Regions from separate parts of the Homo sapiens genome. Here region 1 is linked to region 2. Evidence: chromatin contacts called from ENCODE Hi-C or POLR2A ChIA-PET data. All regions are on one chromosome and are shown on one strand. The core of a region is the stretch at or near the end of the contact, and the rest is flanking DNA. Distances in the headings are between cores, read along the strand shown. Region 1 holds the start of BCLAF3 (BCLAF1 and THRAP3 family member 3). Region 2 overlaps SH3KBP1 (SH3 domain containing kinase binding protein 1).

Evidence for each region. A loop is a pair of places that touch in the nucleus more often than their neighbours do. ChIA-PET counts read pairs that join two places held with the same protein, here RNA polymerase II (POLR2A). Pooled maps may share reads with other maps.
Region 1: a loop to region 2 is called in a pooled map, with 6 times the contacts of the local background. The contact joins the promoter of BCLAF3 here to the enhancer-like site in region 2. A Hi-C loop is called at or near these places in 1 of 37 single-sample maps with no recorded cell type and 8 of 50 pooled maps. POLR2A ChIA-PET finds 5 or more read pairs at or near these places in 4 of 52 experiments (GM10248, activated T-cell and endothelial cell of umbilical vein).

Annotation. Positions count from the first base shown.
Region 1 is chrX:19,986,498-19,993,038 of GRCh38, forward strand. It overlaps BCLAF3 (BCLAF1 and THRAP3 family member 3), which reads right to left and starts at 4,564. Exons shown (of 12, transcript NM_001367774.2): 1 at 4,411-4,564. LOC729609 (a long non-coding RNA gene) reads right to left here and starts at 3,282. Exons shown (of 2, transcript NR_024440.1): 1 at 3,189-3,282; 2 at 320-853. RefSeq lists silencers at 3,947-4,316, 4,387-4,436, 4,477-4,906.
Region 2 is chrX:19,562,043-19,568,209 of GRCh38, forward strand. The region is part of intron 13 of SH3KBP1 (SH3 domain containing kinase binding protein 1); the gene reads right to left. Among named protein-coding and RNA genes, the nearest start is that of MAP3K15, 50 kb to the left of the region's middle. Within about 2 kb of position 4,654, at least 7 of the 41 ENCODE cell types and tissues checked have a DNase peak (open chromatin) inside an H3K27ac peak, as active enhancers do.

The sequences.
Region 1 (6,541 bases), core at 3,314-5,813, 420 kb after region 2:
GGAGAAACTGAGAAGGAACTTCCCAGGAGGAAGAAGGGAACCTTGGAACACAGAATCTCAGAAACAAAAGAAGGATGTTTCAAAAAGGGAGACTTTCATGGTAAATACTGCAGAGAGATCAAATAAAAGGAATGAAAACTGTTAACACATGTCTTGAGGGCTAAACTGAGAAAGCCAATTATTAACAACTCTTTCAAACAGTCCAGCTGGGAAGGGAAGGGGGAAGAGAGAAACTAGGTAGCAGCAGGGTGATTAGAGGTCTAGGAATGAGGTTTTAAAATGGGAGAAACTTGAGTCGGTTTTTTTTTTTTTTTTTTTCCCCTTGAGTCCAGGTCTCACCCCCTCACCCAGGCTGGTGTGCGGTAGTGCAATCATAGCTCACTGCAGCCTTGAACTCCTGGGCTCAAGTGATCCTCTCGCTTCAGTCTTTGAGTAGCTGGGACTATAGGTGCATACCCCATACCCAGCTAATTTTTTAAAAATTTTTTTGTAGAGACAGGGTCTTGCTATGTTGCCAGGGCTAGTCTCAAACTCCTGGCCTCAGGTGATCCTCCCAGTTCAGCCTCCCAAAGTGCTGGGATTATAAGTATGAACCACCATGCCCAGCCAGTACATTTATTCTTAATAAGGAGGGACTATTTGCCTGGCATTAGGGATCTAAAGTAGAATGATAGTCATAGCAGAGATGAGTCTAAGTCCAATTAGTTCAATGTTTCCTTTGATTCCTTAACATTAACTCCAAATAACGTGGTCAATTTTTCCCAATATTCCATATTTACATATTACCTTCTTCATTGGTCCAAACTGAATTTACTTATTTATTTAGAGACAGAGTCTTGCTCTGTCACCCAGGCTGGAGTGCAGTGGCACGATCTCGACTCACTGCAACCTCCGCCTCCTGGGTTCAAGCAATTCTCATGCCTCAACCTCCTGAGTAGCTGGGATTACAGGCATGCACCACCACGCCTGGCTACTTTTTGTATTTTTAGCAGAGATGGGGTTTCACCATGTTGGCCAGGCTGGTCTCAAACTCCTGACCTCAGGTGATCCGTCCACCTTGGCTTCCCAAAGTGCTGGGATTACAGGCGTGAGCCACTGTGCCCGGCACCCCCAAACTGAATTTTTATCAGTGGTCACATTCTATGTTAATTTATCAAACGTGACTAAGTACCAGTGACTGCTAGGGGGTAGGAATACAAAGTTAGAAGAGACCTACTTTCTTTCCTGGGGAAGCTAAGTCTCTAGTGGGTAAGAATGATGACATGAGTACCAGCAGTTCCTGGTTTACTAAGTGTTGTACACGTACTATGTCATGTAATCCTCACAACAAACACATGAGGAAGCTGGAATTACCTCCATTTCACGAGTGAATAAAGCCAGCCTCAAAAAAGTTAACTGATCTGCCCCAGGTGGAGGACCTGAAAGTAGAACCCAGGTTCTTGGACTATAATACTACCACTTCCTCACCTTGCGAATCCTACCTTCAGAAAGATGACCCTGTGGAGGCTGCCCGGTCACTTGCTCAGGTGCTTGGTCAGCAGAAATGGGCTTTAGCATACTTGAGAATAGTTGACATCAGGCATCACATCTAAAATTGCCATCTAAATTTGGAAAGCAGCTTTTATGCCCTCTGCTGCCTGGATAATGTAGCCTGCAGGGCACAAAGACCATGTTTTATTTATCATGAGCCCAAGTACTGTGTTTTATTTAGCGTTATACCTGTCCCTCTCAGCTTTATATAGCGCTTTTAAATATTTGCTCCTTCAACATTTGTGCAGATTCATTCACTCATCTAATTTCATAACCCTGATAAAGTTTTGAATATAATCTAGGGCAGCAGTAAAACAAAAAACTTCAAATTTAAGGAGTGAAAGAGTATGGGGGCAAAGGGTATCAGAGAATAGCCTTTTGAATTAAGGTATTTACTTTAAAAAATGTATGAACCTCAAGATGCTTCTGTGCTCTGAAATTTCTACCAGATGGTAATAACATGGCCGGGTGCAGTGGCTCATGCCTGTAATCCCAGCACTCTGCAAGGCCAAGGCAGGAGAATCGCTCGAGCTCAGGAGTTTGAGACCAGCCTAGGCAACATAGTGAGACACTGTCTCTATTTAAAAATAATAAATTAAAAATAATTTTTAAAAATACCAACAAGACAAAGTGTGTCTAAATGTACTTTCCAGGAATGTTTCAACTGACCCTTAAAATAATCCTTAAGAAAAGTAAGGCAACTGTATTATAACCCCTAATGCATCACTGAGGAAAGAGTACCTTAGAAAAGTTAAGTGACTTGTTCAAGATAATCAGATATACTGGATTTCAAGGGGATCCTAACTTTAAATCTCTTGTTTGTTCTATTACGCCTTTGCCTCACCTAGATAAGCTTTCTTTACCAAAATAGTAAAGGCGCAATAAAAGATGAGAAGCTGAAGTGCTATCAACAAATAAGAAAAAAGTGATGACTAGAGAGGGGTAGTTGTACTTGGTTGGAGAGTACAAGTATGGCTCAAAAGTATTCCTATAGAAATCCCTTTAAATGTTGCCTTTTGCTAGGGTGTGGGTAAGGACACTCACAGATTGTTGGTAGGAGTGCAAAACAGCATATCCTTTCCAGAGGGAAATTGAGCAATTCACATTAAAAAAAAAAAAACCCTTATGTGCATACTCTGCCCAATAATTCTATCATCTAGGAATGTACACTTAGAAAGTAATCATGGGCCGGGCGCGGTGGCTCACACCTGTAATCCCAGCACTTTGCGAGGCCGAGGCGGGCAGATCGCTGGAGGTCAGGAGTTTGAGACCAGCCTGGCAAATATGGTGAAACCCCATCTCTACTAAAAATACAAAAATTAGCCGGGCATGGTGGCACACGCCTGTAGTCCCAGCTACTCGGGAGGCTGACACAGGGGAATCACTTGAACCCAGGAGGTGGAGGTTGCAGTGAGCCGAGATCGTGCCACTACACTCCAGCCTGGGCGACAGAGTGAGATTCGAAAGTAATCATAGATATGCGGACTTTTACATTTACCCAACAATGTATTTTAATAGGGAAGAACTGAGAATGACCAATGAAATAAATTATAATATTACAGCCATATAATGGCATGCTATCTAGTCAGAAAAAGATAATTACAAAAGAGAATTCACTTTAGAAAAACTCATGTATTAAGCTCTGCATAGAAAAAGACTGGAGGTGTATAACCACATTCACAATGGTTACTTGGAATGGGGAAACCATATTCACCATGGTTACTTGGAACTTGGAATAGTGAAACAACGTATCTTCATTGTGATTTCTATCTTAGAAATGTGTATAAATGGCTAAATGTTCCTATATATAAAAATGTTTCTAATAAGACGTTTTAAAGGTTTCTTGGGGGTGACTGAAACAGCTGTGATTTCAAAATAAAATTTTAGTAGCCATTTAAAAAAAACATTAAAAATAAAACATTGCTATACCATTACCATTAAAATACCAATGAAAAATAAAGTCCTCGTTATGAATCTGCAGCAAAACCTTTCTTTTCAAATTCTGCTCTGTCGTTTGGACCTGTTCACATTCAGAAAAATGCTAAAAAGGCTGCCTGGCGAGGAGCCTAAAGAGGCCTTCCTGATTTCTACCTGCAGTTTGTAATTTGTTCCAGGAAAAAAAAAAAAAAAAAAAAAGGCAATCACCTAATAGGTAGTTCGAAAAGCACCTGAGTAGGAAAATATTTACGGGGTAGGTTTCTCTCCCATTTCTTTCCCTCGAGACCTACCAACAGGACAGTCCTGACAGCGACTGGCCCAGTTTCCCAATACAACCCAGAGAAGCACAGGAGATGCGCCAATTTTCAGGAGACGCTTCTAAAAAGACAAGTTTTACTTTACAATGCAGGATAATGAGCAGCCTTCACTACTCATTCTCGACGTTAACAGAGGAAGATGCCGCTGCGCGGCAGGAGCGCCTCACCAGGACAAAGCGGGGTACGGGGGGGTCCTCGGTTCAGGCCCCGCAGGCGACGCGTCCAGGGCCGCCTCGAGGACAAGGGCACCGTCCCCGGACACCGCCTTCCCGGCCCCCGCCCTCTTAACAGATGCAGGGAACCGCGGGGACCGCAACCTGCCCGACGACGGCGGAGGATCAGGGTCGCGGCAGCAGGTGCCCGGGTCGCCGTGCCTGTCGAGGGACCTCAGGGGCGCCGGGCAGCTGTCCCCTGGAAACCCGCGCCGGGTCGCCGCGCCCAAGGGAAGGCGCTGACCGAGGGACCTACGGGGCGCAGAGGAGCTGTCCCAACAGAACCCGAGTCGGACCGCCGCATCCTCCCCGCTGCCCCATCCGCCACCCCGAGAACCGCCCCTCCTGGGTGGCGGACACGCCCTCCCTGCGGGCCCAGGCCTCCTCGCCCCGCCTCCCCCCGAGCCGCTCACCCGGCCGGGAAGCCCCCGCCGCCGCCGCCGCCGCCGCCGCCGCCGCCGCCGCCGCCGCCGCCGCCGGCCCCTCGGGCCTCGCCCCTCACTCTGCCGCCGCCTCCCACAGCAGCGACACCCCAGCCACCTCTGCCGGGCCGCGGGACCCGGAACCACTTCCTTCCGGAACCGCCTCGCCCCGCCCCCACCCCGGCCCCGCCCACTGCTCGCGGCCTCGCACTGGGCCCGTTCTCCAGCCGACCCCTATCCTCTACTCTCCCGGCGAGGGTGCCCCGCCCGGGCTTCTCGGACCAGAGCGCTGCGCCCCCTGCCGGCCGTTCCCACTGCGGCCGCTCTGTCCAGGGCGCCTGCGCCCTCTGCCACCCGCCCGCCGGGTCCGGCTAGAGCGCCTGCGCCCTCTGCCGCCCTCTCGCCGGAAAGGAGGGGACCTAATGGGCGTTCCAGGTCCAGGGATCCTGGGGGTTAAGGCCCAGGGATTGGAGGTCACCCCTCAGTCATGGGCAGAACTTGATCCCGTGGGCCTTCCAGCTTTGTGCAGATCTCTAACCATTCACCTACCCTCTATCCATTTCCCACTCCTCAAATTAAGCATATTCCCGGAAAACAAAGCCTCCCCTCTGGACTTCCCAAATGGTCGGATGGTACCAACATCTATCCGTCATCCAATTCAAAAGATTGCCTCATCTCTGTCTACTCGCTTGGTTTCTCCCCTCCCACACTCCATGCACCAGCCTCAAAGGTAGTGTGTCTTCTTCACTCTTGAAGCTTTCCGCTTGACACTGATATTCTTTCTTCCCCTTGTGAAATAGCTCTTTCAGGCTCTGTGCCATCTGGTAGTAACACCTTTTGCCCTCCCTTGTCACTGTCACCTACTGACTGTCTGGCATTAGTTTTCCTCTCCATCTGATTTACTGCCATCCTCCCAATGAATCCAACATCCACAACCCAGCCTGGTTTCCTTCAGTTCCTCAATCCGAATGACCTTTACTTCTACTTTGTTCACCCGTAGTCTAGAAAATCTAGATATTCATCACTTGATACTGCTCCATCTCTAAAACCTTAAATGTTGAAATCCCACTACCCAACTTAAACCCATAGCCTTTGACTACAACCACTTTTTTATTTTTACTTATTTATTTATTTTGAGACAGAATCTCTGTCACCCATGCTGGAGTGCAGTGGTGTGATCTCGGTTCACTGCAACCTCTGCCTCCCGGGTTCAAGTGATTCTCCTGCCTCAGCCTCCTGAGTAGCTGGGATTACAGGCTGCGCCACCATGCCCGGCTAATTTTTTTTTTTTTTTTAGTAGAGACAGGGTTTCCCCATGTCGGCCAGGCTGGTCTCGAACTCCTGACCTCAGGTGATCCTCCCGCCTCAGCCTCCCAGAGTGCTGAGATTACAGGCGTGAGCCACAGCGCACGGCCTATTTATTTATTTAGAGATAGAGTCTGGCTCTTGTCACCCAGGCTGGAGTGCAGTGGTGCGATCTCGGCTCACTGCAACCTCTGCCTCCCAGGTTCAAGTGATCCTCCTGCCTCAGCCTCCTGAGTAGCTGGGATTACAGGTGTGCGCCACCATGCCCGGCTAATTTTTGTATTTTTAGTAGAGACGGGGTTTCACCATGTTGGCCAGGCTGGTCTCAAACTCCTGATCTCAAGTGATCCGCCTGTCTCAGCCTCTCAAAGTGCTGGGATGACAGGCATGAGCCACCGCGTCCCGGCCTTTTTTTGTTGTTTTTTTTTTTAAGAGTCAGGGGTCTCACTTGGTCGTGGTCCTGGCTGGAGTACAGTGGCATAATCATAGCTCACTGTAACCTCAAACTCCTGGGCTCAAGTGACACTCCTGCCTCAGCCTCTAGAGTAGCTGTTGCAACAGACGTGCACCACCATGCCCAGCTAATTAAAAAAAAAATTTTTTTTTGTAGAGACAGGGTTTCGCCATGTTGCCCAGGCTGTTCTGGAACTTCTAGGCTCAAGTGATCCTGCTGCCTCGGCCTCCCTAAGTGTTGGGATTACAGGCAGGAGCCACTGTGCCCAGCCTTCAACCACTCTTGTAAGCAGAGCCCCCTGCTTTGCCCTTTGACTTGTCCTAACATTAAACTACCACTTAAAACTCCAGTCTGCATTTTCCA
Region 2 (6,167 bases), core at 3,404-5,903:
CTAATCACTTTTCTCTTGCAATGAATCAAACTTTACAGGCTCCTAACCTTGGCCAAGGTTTCCAGAACATGCTTTAATGAGAGTCCATGGCTAAATAAGGATTTTGATAATTTACTTAATAAAGTGATACCAGAACAAAATACTTAATAAAATGTCGTGTGTCCATAATGCTTTTAATGTGACAAAGGGATGCCTGAGCACAATTTTCTGGTAGACTGTACATTCCTCTGGATATTTGCAAGTAAAACGGAAGCCATAACTGGGCTCTGCCAATCCATGAGCCCACAGCCAGGGGACAGGGGGAGGGGGGCACCTCAAGCCAAATAAATGCCATGTGAGATCTGAGAGCTGAACATCACCTGTTCCCTTGCTTCCACATTCATTTTCAGTTCAGAGACCTCTGTGGTGTATACTGTGGATGCAGCAAAGGTCACTATATAAGTCTCTTTGTTCTATGAGACTACTTTGAATCCACTGGGTGTACCTCCAGATTTGCATTCTTAAATCTGTAGGTACACCCAGTACCTCCAGAATACGGCACTAGAATACGGTCTCAGCATGTAGCAAACATAGAGGCACTCAAGCCATCAGACTGAATGATGAACGAGAGCGCTGGCCACAGAGATGCAGGCGACCACATTACCAGGGGAGGCAGGACATGCTGACTCTGCACATAGGTGAGCATTTGGGGCTGCCTGCAAGTCCACACAGCTACTAGCCTCTGTGACCCTCTCCAAGCCAACAGCCATCTGAATTGATGCTCCCTAAATGTCCCTCCACCTCTCTCAGGTCAGCTATTTTGCAGGCTGGTGGGTATAGAGCACTTGGGTAGGACAGTACTAATTTGCTCTCTGTATATTGGAATAATTCATACCACCAAATGCACTGCTGCAGTGAGGTTCTGCAACATTTGCCATCATGTCCCCACTTTGACGTAATCTCCCCCTGTTTCTATAGCATTTGTGAGGCTTTTCCTACAGGCACTTTCAATGTTTACTGAGTTTGCGCTTATGGGATGTTATGGGGTAAAAGATGTTCGTGAAGACCCTCATAACTAAGCACAAACCCAGCCACCGTGATGGACCACCAAAGGCCAGCAGGACCGCCCTGTGCAAGGTGCACAGGCAGAGGTGAGCACCTCGGTTCTGGTGAGGATCAACATCTTTGACTGAGAAAGTCTAAGTGGAGATGCTCATTTTACACCCAAGATCAGGCCCTTCAAAGGGCCCTGAAGGACCATCTCCTGTAGGACTGGAGGATGCCTTTCGAAATGAGTGCTGGTTGCCAACTTGACCTTGTTTCCTCAGCAGCACACCTCCACTGTGAGCCTGAGAGGCTGGGAACCAGGGGAGGGCTCAAGGGCGATGCAGGGAGAAGGCCATCCACAGAAGCTGTTCTGAATTAGCTACGCCTCTGTAAGTTCGAGGAAGGAACCCAAAATGCTCAGAGGATTGCCTGGGTTAAAAACCCATCAATCAGAAGCGCAACCTGTTTCACTTCCTTTGTATAAAGCGTTTGACCCTCAGCACAATCTCTTTTGCTTTCTGTCATCACACTTGAGAAATGTATAGTGCTTTTCAGCTACTCCTGACAAAAATTTAAGTTTGATCACGATTTGTGTCCCTAGATAGGGACCGGAGCTGCACACGTCCACACATGGGCACCGCAGCCCGTCATATGCAGACTTGACTGTAGACCAGTAGCAACCGTATCTCCTGTTCTTCAGCACAGGTAACATCAACCATGTCCTTGGTCCCAAAGGCTGTGTCTGAAGGTTGCCAGTAAGGAGACAGTGTCTGTAGGAGCCAGCCGTGGCTCTTCAGTGAAAGTTCTCATGTCTGAGCAACTAATCCCGAGAGAGCTGGAAGGCGCGGCTGTTGTTCACACACACGCTCAGCCAGTAGTCAATCTGGAACACTCCAAGTGTCATTCATGGGTTTTTGTTTTTTTTTAATGGCAGGCAGGACACAGTATATCTTGTTTTATTGAACCTGAGCAATTGCTCAATGATCTGACATGCTGCAAGGACCAATAACTGGCTCTCTGGCTCCAAAAGGGGAAGTTTAAAATATGTATTTTAAAAACAGGACAGAAAAACCAATAGCCCCAAGTCAGGAGATCTGAATTTTTCCTCAAAATTTGTATGAGAAACCCTTAGAAGTGATTTATTATCATGAAAGGTAGAAATTGCAAAATAAGGTAAGAATGTAATCACTTGTTTGTAGACATTTGGTGTCACATTCACAAAAATGTTGTGTTAATGGTCGCTATTACAATTGCTCTCTCTTGCTCTCCTGTATAACTTTACCATACAGAGTACAGATTTAGAACTTAGTATTGATCAAATTTGTTATTGTCCTTTTATGTAATACCCGTTTAAACACTGGGTAGTTGATCTTTGGCAAATATCTAATCACAAATCCAATACTCTTTCTATTTGAAATCAGACTCAAATGGTATCATTTCACTTGCTGCAAGCCTTAAGATGGCCCCTCTCCCCTCTCTTCTCTCGCCTCTCTCTCTCTCTCCCCCCCCTTCCTCTTTCTCTCTCACAAAGGTCACAGTCATGTCCTTGGTTGATGTTTAATTACTTCAAATATAATTACTTTTTTGTATATGAAATATTTTCAAACTAGGTTTTATAGAGATTCTCAGGAAATGAGACAGGCCACTCCAGGGAACACAAGTTGCACTTGCAGGGGAAGCCTGTCCTCTTCCTGTTCCTAACACAGACTGGGCTCTCTGGGCCTCGGTGCTATTGACATTTGGGGCTGGGTCATTCTTTGTTGTCTGTGGGGGCTATCCTACACACTGGTGGATGGTTAGCAGCATCCTTGGCCTCTATCCACTAGATGCCAGTAGCATCTCCACCCCCACCCCTATGATGTGACAGTCAAAAATGTCTCCAGACATTGCCAAATGTCCCCTTGGGGAGAGCAGTTGAGAAATGCTGATGTGGACCTAGAAGGTTTGGGCTCATGGGTCAGAGAGACCTGGCTTCAACTCCAATTTTTTTTTTTTTTTTTTTTTTTTTTTGAGGCGAAGTCTCGCTCTTGTCCCCCAGGCTGGAGTGCAGTGGTGCAATCTTGGCTCACTGCAACCTCCGCCTCCCGGGTTCAAGCGATTCTCCTGCCTCAGCCTCCCAAGTAGCTGGGATTACAGGCGCCTACCACCACACCCAGCTAATTTCTGTATTTTTAGTAGAGACAGGGTTTCACCATGTTGGCCAGGCTGGTCTCGAACTCCTGACCTCAGGTGATCTGCCCGCCTTGGCCTCCCAAAGCGCTGGGATTACAGGTGTAAGCCACCGCGCCTGGCCTTCAACTCCAATTTCTTACTAGCCAGATAATCTTGCTCAGTTTCCCCAGCTTGCTTTCTTCCCTGTTCCTTCACTGTAAAAACATGAGTCATTACACATCCTTCATAGGGCTATGGACGGTGAGAAAAAAATAGACAAAACATTTAGTGGGCACCCAGTGAATATTAGTTCTTTCTTTCCTTACTCTTGCTTGCTCTCACTGCTCTTATTTCAACACTAGAACCTCAGGACGATGGAAGAGGGGAGATGAAGGGGGAGGGTTTGTTCTCCACTATATTAGCAGAATGATTCTAACACAAGGATATTCCACACACAGCTCCTGTACTCACACTGTACCTCAACGAGGATTAAAAGTTATAAAGGCATGTTCTACCCCAAACATGCTTACAAAACACTCTTAATCCTTTCTAACGCTTTGGGATTATTGTTTCACCAGGGTTGTAATCAGCTACAGATCAAAGTCCAGGTGGACCTTGATTTTTTAAAATGGTGTACAACAATACACACATTTAACACCCTAAGGGGACGTTTTACATTACAAAATGATTACTAGGTTTTGGAGACCTTTTTTTTTTTTTTTAAGATGGAGTTTTGCTCTTGTTCCCCAGGCTGGAGTACAGTGGTGTGATCTCGGCTCACTGCAACCTTTGTCTCCCGGGTTCAAGCGATTCTCCTGGGCTGAGGTGGGAGGATTGCATGAGCCCAGGAGTTAGAGGCTGCAGTGAGCAATGATTGCACTGTTGCACTCCAGCCTGGGTGACAGAGCAAGACTATCTCAAAACAAAAATACCATTAACTTGAGAAGATATAGCCTTCTAGGATTAATGTCTCTGTGGCAAAGAGAGAGAGAAAACCAAACCTCAGTACTCTATTTCTGGGCTCCCAAATATATGCAACTGTGCTTAGTTTCCACAGCATGAAAAGCTTCTATAGGTGAACCCGCCCCCCCATCAATACCCCCAATATTTCCACACTAGCTCATCAGACTGAAAAACATGTGATTCATATTTTCATGATAGCGATCATAGACATCTCCAGACCCAAAGAATGCAAAGGTCAAAGGTGAATGCTCTTAGCAAGCAAGACAGATTATCCTGTATATTCTGGAGGAGGGAGAATACCTCCCTTCCTATTGACATGAGGGAGGTGACAAGACAGCCTCCTGAGGTCGCACATGACCTTCACCAACCAGCCACCCTGGCTTAAAACAGGGCCCAAATACGAAACTGCGGTGGTAGAACCGGAACTTAGGCTCATTCTGACAATCCCCTTTCATTCACAGCCAATTACTGCTCTGCTCTGCTCTGCCTGCACTTTAAGCAGAACAAAAGCTACAGCAGGCCAGAGTTTCTGTTATTGCATCAGCCCAAGCTATCAGGTTATGCTTCCTGACTGGGCTTCTCAAGGGCTGAGGATGTAAACGAGCTTGTGGAAACAGGGGAAGTACTTTTGGCATTAACAGTCACAGTCACACATCCTAGCCCCAAGCCTGCATGAGATCAGACCAGAGACTGCAGGTCAGCAGTTGCAAAGATGCAACTCTATCAGCAGATTCAGAGGAAAACAGCACCCAAACAGAGGGACAGCAGCAGGAGAGCAGAATGCTCATGTTGAGAGCTCTAGTGCTCTTACAAGGCCTGCCAACCATCGCACATCTGTTTCTAAAGTGAGTGGCCCAAGCAGATGATGCTGGAAAGCTATCTTCCATGTCAAATCAATCCCTGATAGTGCTTGCCAGAGGTTAGGGAAGGGGGTGGGCTGGAGAAAGGTGGGTGTGGCTTAACAAGAGTAACACAAGGGATCTAGTGGTGATGGAAATGTTCTATGTCTTGACTGGTGGTAGATACACAAACCTACATGTATGATAAAATTGCAGGCTGGGTGCGGTAGCTCACAGCTGTAATCCCGGAACTTTGGGAGGCTAAGGTGGGAGGATCGCTTGAGCCTAGGAGTTCGAGACTAGCCTGGGCAACATAGTGCAACCCCACCTTTACAAAAAATACAAAAATTAGTCAGGCATGGTGGCATGTACCTGTGGTCCCAGCTACTCAGGACGCTGGGGTGGGAGGATCGCTTGAACCTGGGAGGCAGAGGTTGCAGTGAGCCGAGATCGTACCACTGCACTCCAGCCTGGGTGACAGAGCAAGACTCCATCTCAAAAAAAAAAAAAAAAAAAAAAAAAAAAAAAAAAAAAAAATATATATATATATATTGCATAGAGCGAAATACACACAGAAGTACTAGTAAAACTGTGAAAATCTGAGTAAGATTGGTGGATCATATCAATGTCAATATCTTAGTCATGACAGTGTACTATAGTTCTGTAAGATGTTACTATTGGGGAGAAACTGAGTAAAGGGTACACAGATTTCTATTACTTCTTACGACTGCATGTGAATCTACAATGACTTCAAAATAAAAAGTTCAATTAAAACAAAGTAAATTTTAAAATTCAGCCTTCTATATTATGTAGAATACGAGAGAATGCTAACTTATGACCTTGATAGGTACAAACAGAAGATGTAAAGCTAAAAAAAATTTATACTATTTGGCCATAAAAACGAGATCCTATCATTTGCAACAACATGGATGGAACTGAAGATCATTATGTTAAGTGAAATAAACCAGGTGCAGAAAGAGAAACATTGCATGTTCTCACTTATTTGTGGGATCTAAAAATCAAAGCAATTGAACTCATGGCGGTAGAGAGCAGAAGGATGATTACCAGAGGCTGGGAAGGGTAGTACAGGGCTGGGGTGGGGAGGCGGTGGGGATGGTTAATAGGTACAAAAAATATAGTTAGAAAGAATGAATAAGACCTACTATTTGATAGCACAATAGCATCTCT